3 separate regions of the Homo sapiens genome follow, and all the other regions are linked to region 1. Evidence: chromatin contacts called from ENCODE Hi-C or POLR2A ChIA-PET data. All regions are on one chromosome and are shown on one strand. Each heading gives the region's core, a stretch centred on a gene start or an enhancer-like site at or near the end of the contact. The rest is flanking DNA. Distances are from core to core; before and after follow the strand shown.

Evidence for each region. A loop is a pair of places that touch in the nucleus more often than their neighbours do. ChIA-PET counts read pairs that join two places held with the same protein, here RNA polymerase II (POLR2A). Pooled maps may share reads with other maps.
Region 2: a pooled map shows a loop between it and region 1 (4-fold over the local background). The contact joins the enhancer-like site here to the promoter of SPIN1 in region 1. A Hi-C loop is called at or near these places in 2 of 37 single-sample maps with no recorded cell type and 1 of 50 pooled maps.
Region 3: a loop to region 1 is called in a pooled map, with 5 times the contacts of the local background. The contact joins the enhancer-like site here to the promoter of SPIN1 in region 1. A Hi-C loop is called at or near these places in 2 of 168 maps with a recorded cell type or tissue (chondrocyte and endothelial cell of umbilical vein) and 5 of 50 pooled maps. POLR2A ChIA-PET finds 5 or more read pairs at or near these places in 1 of 52 experiments (activated T-cell).

Annotation. Positions count from the first base shown.
Region 1 is chr9:88,387,020-88,389,861 of GRCh38, forward strand. SPIN1 (spindlin 1) reads left to right here and starts at 1,425. Exons shown (of 6, transcript NM_006717.3): 1 at 1,425-1,519. It overlaps LOC124902204 (a long non-coding RNA gene), which reads right to left and starts at 2,180. Exons shown (of 2, transcript XR_007061652.1): 1 at 2,093-2,180; 2 at 1-1,098. RefSeq lists an enhancer at 241-1,100 and a silencer at 1,178-2,077.
Region 2 is chr9:87,463,038-87,465,879 of GRCh38, forward strand. No RefSeq gene overlaps it. Among named protein-coding and RNA genes, the nearest start is that of DAPK1, 33 kb to the right of the region's middle. RefSeq lists an enhancer at 1,769-2,008. Within about 2 kb of position 1,359, at least 4 of the 41 ENCODE cell types and tissues checked have a DNase peak (open chromatin) inside an H3K27ac peak, as active enhancers do.
Region 3 is chr9:87,702,734-87,705,575 of GRCh38, forward strand. DAPK1 (death associated protein kinase 1) reads left to right here. Exons shown (of 26, transcript NM_004938.4): 25 at 296-484. Among named protein-coding and RNA genes, the nearest start is that of CTSL, 22 kb to the right of the region's middle. RefSeq lists an enhancer at 1-1,004. Within about 2 kb of position 1,343, at least 2 of the 41 ENCODE cell types and tissues checked have a DNase peak (open chromatin) inside an H3K27ac peak, as active enhancers do.

The DNA.
Region 1 (2,842 bases), core at 175-2,674:
CGAGATCATGCCACTGCACTGCAGCCTGGGGAACAGAGTGAGACTCCGTCTAAAAAAACAAAAAAGACATTAAACACACAAATGAAAGTGAGTAATTTCTCAACACTTGGTAACTTGTAAGTACAGCGATACACTTTTATATCTCAGTTTTGAAATTAGCTCTCTAGTTGGCCTGTGAACGTCCCATGCCTGCCAAGTGTGTCATCTGAGACAAGCACTTCAATTTGTTTGAGCAGGCATCTATCAATCTTATTTGTTAGAAAAGGTGCCAGTGAAACCCCAAAGAGTATTGCTAACTAATAACTGTGCTGCAGTTTAGAGTGTTCAAGGTGCTTTCCAGTAACATGTTCTGGAATTTGATCTGACAACGCTTTGGGAGGCGGTTTATTACGATGAGGCTGCGCTGTCGCACTCGAGGAACCAGGTCAGTGACCTGCTCCAGGACACGGGACTGGCGGGGAGGGGAGAGCGCCTGGACTCAGCCTCCAAGTCTCGCACTCGACTCTGCAGGAGTAAAAACTATTCTTGATCCTACCTCTCTCCCTTCTGCAAACAAGCAACAAAATGCTGAAAAGGCATCTTAACTGAAACGGAAGTCAAATGAATTCGCGTGCGATCATGGGAATTTTTGGCTCCTAACCTTGCGAGTAGAGCTGGGTGAGTTCCATTTGTGGTGGGGGAGTGGAAACAGGTTTCTGGGCTTGCAGAAGCCACATCCCGTCCCCACACAACCTAGGACAGGCCAGGTACTTGTAGGTGAGGCTCCGGGGCTCCAGCTAACCTGAGCTACCTGGGCTGGGCTTTGTGCGGGGAGGCAGCAAGCGGGGTGAGCCGGCGACGACGCCGGCCTCTACGCAGTGCGGTGGTGAAGACGTCTCTTCCAGGGAGTCACAGGAAGCAAATCCATCCTTTTAAAGGGCTCGCGTCCCGCGGCCCTGAACCGGCGCGCTGGAGCAGTAATGCGACGTTCTCCGAGGTTCAAGGCTCACGGCCCAGCCCTGTGATCCAGTTTCCTCAGTCTTCGCGGTGTGCACCACTCAGGACGACTTGCGGCTTACGTCCAGGACAAAGGGGGCTTGTCCTTTCTTCAACGTCCTACTGCGCAAAAACGAAGCCCTTCTCAGGCTGCCTGCCTTCCAGGAAAAGCTGCGCCCCCTCAGGAACCTGTGCCCCGCGCGCCTGCCGCCGCCCATTCCCGGCGCGCACCTGGCAGTCCCGGGCTCGAGCCCCGCCCTGCCGCCAGCCAGGTGAGAGGGGCCAGGCCCCGCCCTCGCCGGCCCCGCCCCGCCCCACTGCGCCTGCGCAGTCGGCCGTCGGCGCCAGGCGCCGGGGCGGCGCGGCCGTCGCAGTTCGGCGGGCGCAGTGCGCGTGCGCCCTGACTGTTGGGGGGCGGGCGGCGTCCGCGGCGAGGGAGCGGGGGCGGGGAGGCGCCGTCTGGCTCAGGCTGGGGCCGGCGGGAGCGCGAACGAGCGACGGCGGAACCCGTGGGCCTGTGGACTGCAGCCTCGGCGGTCAGCAGGTGAGGCCCGCGCAGGGCGGGCGTGGGTCGTGAGGGAGTGCGGGCTGCGGGCGGGCCAGCGGTGCGGCGGTCTGCCCGGGGGCGCAGGTGAGCGCGGCCCGCGCGGGGCCCGGCGGAGCATTGTCCAGCGGGCGGCGCCCGCATAGCGCCCCCTGCCGGCTGGGCCGCGGCGGGGACCCGGGCTGGGCGGGCCTGGGCCTCGGGGCGGGCGCGCGCTCCTTTGTTCGCCGGCCCCTACTCCTCCGTGCCCCCATCCCCGCCGCCCCCCGCCAACATGGCCGCCACCCTCTCGTCCCCAGTTCCCCGGCCGCCGCCGGCCCCTTAGCGCGCGCTTTGTTTGGAGCCGGGCGGGGAGGCCGGCGGGCAGGGGGCGGCGGCGCTGCGCAGTCGGGCGCGGGGAGGGGGCGCTGCGCCAGAATGCAGGCGGGGAGGGGGAACGTTGCATAATCCCGGGCCGGCGACGGGGGCGGGGCGGGGGGAGGGGCGGGACCCCGGCGCGACGGGTCGGGTCACCCCGGGGACGCGGGCCTGCCCTGGGGCCACCCCTCCCAGGCCCGGGGGATGGCCGCGGACCTTGTAAGTTGCAGGCTCCGCGGTTCGCGGCGCCGGAACGCCCACCGGCCAGTCCTCGCGCCCGCGCAGCCCCTTTCCTGATGCGCCGTCTCTTCGCCGCCCTCCGTGGGGGCGCGGCGAACGGGTTGCGTGCTCTGGAGAGAGACAGGCACTTTTCCTCTCCATCGTGAGTGACCTTGGGTGTATTCGTCAAGGAATGTGTTGAAACGAATTGTGCGATGCGGGAACTGCGCAGCGCCTCGGGTTTGGCTTTCTCGAGCATTTTATTGCATTGATTGTGCGTTCTCGATTTTACAGAGGTTCGTTTTGAGTAATGGCTTCAGTAATGTCATCGTATACGCATTTCAAAGTTTGTTTATGGAATTGTTTTTACATTTATTCTCTTTTTACTTATAATTTTTGAATCAGATTTTGTGTTTTGGAGAGATTTTCCGTACGTGGTGGAAGTGTTTTCACTCATGGTAAATATGGATTGTTTGGCAATTTTATCACGTTAATCACAAAACAATACCAGGAACATTTAAATGTCTTAAAGGATTTCACTCTACATGACTTGTGCCAGAGACGACACACGTACCAAAACGCGATTACCTGTCTTAACTTTTTTTCTATTGGAATTTTCTGGAAGGAATTCCATGCAATCCGAAAGGATTAATGGAGGGTACAGTAATTGCTTTCTACATCGCTTTTGTTAAGCAGTGAAAATTAAACTTGGAGATTTATACCTGGATATACTGAGTTTTTTTTAAC
Region 2 (2,842 bases), core at 109-2,608, 920 kb before region 1:
ATCGCTTGAACCTGGAGGCGGAGGTTACGGTGAGCCCAGATCACACTACTGCACTTCAGCTTGGCAACAGAGCGAGACTCCGTCTCAAAAAAAAAAAAAAAATGGAACCAACCTCAATGTCCACCAATAGGGAAGAGTTATAGAAATTATAATTTAACTACATGATGGAATGTTCTCAAACCATTGAACATGAAAATGATGACTTCATCTGTATTTCTTGACATTAAACGATCTCATATTGACATGGAAAGATATCCATATAACATGTGGCAAACAAGAAAAAAAAGCAGATGGAGACTAGGAAGACTTCTGAAAATACCCTAGGATAAATGAATGTGTGTGGATCTCCACAGAAACACGTTTAGATGCTGCCACACCAAAATATGAACTGTGGTTACTGCTGAAAGATATACTTATGAGTGATTTTTATTTTATAAATGCTGTGTTATGTGAATATTTATATTCAGCAGGTTGAAATCAGGTTAGCAAGAGAAATATTTCCATTTCCATTACACACAGGATAATTTTCTTACAAAAAAATTTAAGACATAAGTTCCCAGACATGTAAAGCTATGAAGACTGAAGCAGACCTTGAAAATCTTAGTCCTAAAAGGAAGTGGTGGTGATTGGGTTGGGGAAAGTTTGTGGAAATCCCTGGTACGAATCTGTTACTGAACACGTAGTTATTGACTACGAACCTGGACTTAACCCTCTCATTTTACAAGAAAGGAAGGCCAGGCCAGGCGTGGTGGCTCACACATTCCCAGCACTTTGGGAGGCCAAGGTGGGTGGATCACGAGGTCAGGAATTCAAGACCAGCCTGGCCAAGATGGTGACACCCCGTCTCTACTAAAAATATTAAAATTAGCCTGGCATGGTGGCAGGTGCCTGTAATCCCAGCTACTCGGGAGGCTGAGGCAGGAGAATCGCTTGAACCCAGAGGACGGAGGTTGCAGCGAGCTGAGATCGCGCCACTGCAGTCCAGCCTAGGTGACAGAGTGAGACTCCATCTCAAAAAAAAGAAAAAAAGAAAGAAAGAAAGGCCAGACTCTCAAGGGTGAAGGTGCTTGCTCTAGGTCACAGGAGTGAAGGGAGGAACTGGCATTTCCTGACTCCGAGTCTCTGGTTTTCTCACCCAAACATGCCACCCCCATTGTGCAAACTGGCTTTTCCCTCCAGCAATTTCGAGTGGCTGTCTATTTTGTATAGCGAAAGGAGGTTTTTGTAGTGGATGACAAATCTTGAGCTAAAAAAGAAACATAGTATGACTCAAACAGTGAGCTGAGTTTACATAGAAATTATAGGCCTGTGCTGCTGTTTGGTAAGATTTTGGAACTAATTACTAGGTATTCCCAAAACAACACTTCTCTGGGCATCACGTGCATTTCTGAAAATTTCCTGAGGGTGATTGCTGGCCAAGAGCATTTCCTGCATGAAAATCCGAACAGTTTCTTTTTTATTGTTACACTCTGATGCAAGATTTCTAAGAATCTTTCTGTGAATCAAAGACTTCACTAGAAATAATGCTGTGTGGAGTCCCTTTACTACCTAGGGACCTATTCAGCTAAACAAGCATTTCTGTTGCAATGTAAATCAACTTTCTGGAATCAAAGAGATTCCAGTTTAAATTTGTCTATAACACACATGAGTGTGAGTAGAGTGGTTGAATGGGGAAAGCCCAGTCTTGAACTGACATGTCTTAGAACACTGAAAAATGTCACAAGTTATGTCTGTGTTTCTGCTGGTGTCTCCTGTGAACTCTCACATCTGGCCTCAGCCACATTCTCCAAGGGGGTGCACCCCACACTCTTCCTTTCCGTTTGGTGTTTTCTTTGCTTTCTGATGATACTTGGGGACCTTGTCCTTGCTGCCGGTGCCCATCAGAGGAAGGTCAAAGTCCATTCCCAAGACTCTCTTGGATGCTCCCAATGGTGTCAAGCCTCAATGATAGCTGGTGATGCATTCTCTGGAGACTGGGGAGAAAGCTTGGCTGATACTGGGCCACAATTTGTCACCTGAAGCTGAAGGGAGCTGAGTCTTGAGAAAGAAAAATCTTTTATCTGAGGAATGCAAGTCTCTCAAATTATCAGGCCCAGAAACACATTTAAATTTAACAGCAGTCATCTCACTCCCCTTTGAGCTAAATAATTACCTCTTAGAGCCTGAGGCCAAGTAGTCATAAAATGCCATACACTCTATAGTTGAAAAGTGTATAGCCAATCACTAACCAATGTTATTTCTGTAAACCAATGAGAATTCCTGACAAACAACTTTAGTAATCAGCCCCTTCTCCTGATTTTTTTTTTTCATTAAAAAATGTGAGCCTCCGCCTGTAATCCCAGCACTTTGGAAGGCGGAGGCGGGCGGATCACGAGGTCAGGAGATCGAGACCATCATGGCTAACACGGTGAAACCCCGTCTCTACTAAAAATACAAAAAAAAAAAAAATTAGCCGGTGTGGTGGCGGGTGCCTGTAGTCCCAGCTACTAGGGAGGCTGAGGCAGGAGGATGGCGTGAACCTGGGAGGCGGAGCTTGCAGTGAGCCGAGATAGTGCCACTGCACTCCAGCCTAGGCAACAGAGCGAGACTCCATCTCAAAAACAAAAACAAAAACAAAAACAAAACAAAACAAAACAAAATGTGAGCCTCTCTTTTGTTCTTCGAAGCACTCCCCAAGGCAACTTGGAAGTGTCTTCTCAGCTGCAGTCCTTAACTTTTGCACTTGAATAAACTCTCTTTAAACTAGATTCTGACCTTTTTGACTATTTTAAATTGGCAGTCTGCACCAATGTCTCCACCAGAGCCAGGAAGGTGGAGACCCAGCACCAAAACACCCTCCCAA
Region 3 (2,842 bases), core at 93-2,592, 680 kb before region 1:
TACTCAACCCAAAAAACACAAACTAGCCAGACACAGTGGTGTGTACTTGTAGTCGGAGCTACTCAGGAGACTGAGACAAGAGGATTACTTGAGCCCAAGGGTTTGAGACCAGCCTGGGCAATAGCGAGACCCAGTCTAAAAAAAGAAAAAAAAACGTCAACAACAACAAAAAAACCCACTCGTTCATCAAATCACCTGCAAGGCGCCTGAATGAAAGGTGTCCTTTCCACTGTGGCTCTGCTCAGGGCACCCACAGCTGCAGGTGAGTTAACCTGTCTGGCCCTGCCCCCTCTAGGTCTGTCCTCCCATGACTCACCTGTGTGAGAAAATCATCTCCACGCTGCCTTCCTGGAGGAAGCTCAATGGACCCAACCAGCTGATGTCGCTGCAGCAGTTTGTGTACGACGTGCAGGACCAGCTGAACCCCCTGGCCAGCGAGGAGGACCTCAGGCGCATTGCTCAGCAGCTCCACAGCACAGGCGAGGTGAGCCCCTGGGAGCCCAGGCAGGGGGCCGTGAGAGGTGCCAGGGACTCAGCCTGTCCCAAATTCCAGCTCTTGGAAGTGGTGTGAGCCTGGGGAAGCAGTGTGGAAATGGTCCAGCTAACCTACAACATTTCCACACGTGTGACAAACACAGCCTCAAGTGACGCTCTGAACTGCAGTTCTCGGCTCACCTTAGGAGCTGTCATTTTGTCTTGTCGTGTTTTGCTTTTATTTCCAGAGTCTGTTAGTTTGGGAGTGCAGTGCCCACTGCCCTGGGTGACTGGGTCTCTCTTCACTCCCCCTGGGCACCAGGAACTTAATCTGCTACTCCTGGCAGCCTTCAGGATGGCTTCTTTGTATCAGCGTGGAGTCATCAGCTCCACACAGATCTCCTGGGTGGGAAAACAGTTGAGAAAAGGCAGTGAGGTGTCCTTGTGGAGGCAATGTCTGGAGATACAAAGACAGAGAACTCTGGTGCACAGATACACAGAGTAATCATAATTAAAGATGCACATTAAAAAACTCTAGCAAGCAATGCCCAGCAGAAATGATTGAGAATGGGAGGCTTTGCTCTGGTTCTGTGACATTGAGCACCAGGGCGCGGTTTGGAAACCCTGTTCTAATGGCATCATATGCCTGTCCCAGGAACGGGGGCAGTGCCTTCGTGTTTCTCCACCATGTGAAATTGGGAGCCTACATGAACTAGTGTGGGCCAAGAAGAGCGGTTCTGAATATTGCAACTAAAAGCAGCTCTGAGATTATTAAAAGCCAGATGCTTACCTCCCCAATCTCAGGTGCCAGGTCTGGCCCTATAGCCAGTTTGTATGAGTCATACAAATTTCTTGAAACTAAACCTGAATCCACAAGCCAGTGACCTTGAAAACTGGAGTCGCCGGGCAGTAATTTCATCAGCCTTTAAACTCCCAGTTAAATGGCCAGAGAATCTGCCAACTCATCCAGGAATACTTTAAAGTGATTGAATCCAAGGAAGAACACAGGTGAAGGACCACATCTTAGATGACAAGATACTGCTGGATGTAAAAAATGTGTCAATTCTAATTCTAAACTCCTTTGGCACAGGAGTCCCTTGCTTTCTAGTAGTAGACCAGCAACTTTCTAGATCATATCATATAGTCTCCTTTATTTGTCATTACATCCCTGCTTGCCCTTGAGAGTTTAGTAAGTAAATGAAGATGTAAAGAAGGAGGGTAATTAGGCAGCAGGAACTACATTGTGTGGCCCGACTTTGATTGGCCCCGGGCCTCCTCCAGACCTGCCTTCCGTATCTAATTTGCAGATCTTCAGAACTCCCCAGTGGCCCTTCTGACTCTGTTTTCTGGCCCAGGGTCCCACACTACGTTTAGCTGACTGTCTTAGCTCCCTGTTCTCCTCCACTATGGGACAGTTTCGTCTTTCCTGAGCCTGAGGCGATGAGCAGTGTTTAGGACCAAACTGCAAATGGTATTCCAGCAAATGCTGTATCAGGAACTAGATCAATATTGGCTCTGCCCTCCAGGAATTTTCAACCTAGGTTCAATTCTGAATAGACTCTTAGACAGGGGGCATCTTTCAGGTTTAAGCCAGACTGTGGGCAGGAAATTACTGTGTGGTCACCGGTGGGGTCAGAGCCTCCAAGTGAGGGAGTCCAGGGCGATGGCCACTCTCCAAGAAAGGAAGCAGAACTCTTCCATAAAGGGAAAGTTCCTTCTGTTTTTTGTCACTTTTTTTTCCTTTCTTTTTATTTTTTTAAGAAATAAACACAACCAAAAAGCTAAAGTCCCCTTGGGCCATCATCTCTGGTCTCACTCCTCTCTCCCCTTCTCGGAGGCCAACTATTATCATGGCAGCATATCCTTTCAGGCCTTTTCTATGTGTGTGTGTTAAACATTCACATAATGGTATAATAATAGAATGTTCTGACTCTTTTTTGAAAATGTTCTCAAGCCTTTAGAGAAGTTGCAAGGATAGTACCATGAACTCTCATATAGGCTACATTTATTTATTTTTTTAATTAATTAATTAATTTTTTTTTTTTTTTTTTTGAGATAGAGTCTCACTCTGTTGCCAAGGCTGGAGTGCAGTGGCACAATCTCGGCTCACTGCAGCCTCCGCCTCCTGGGTTCAAGTGATTCTGCCTCAGCCTACAGACACAAGCCATCACACCCAACTAAATTTTGTATTTTTAGAAGAGACAGGGTTTTACCATGTTGGCCAGGCTGGTCTCAAACTCCTGACCTCAAGTGATCCACCCGCCTCGGCCTCCCAAAGTGCTGGGATTACAGGCATGAGTCACGGTGCCCAGCCTACTACATTTAAGCTGATCAGTTGTTGACATTTTGCTACATTTGCTCGATTCCT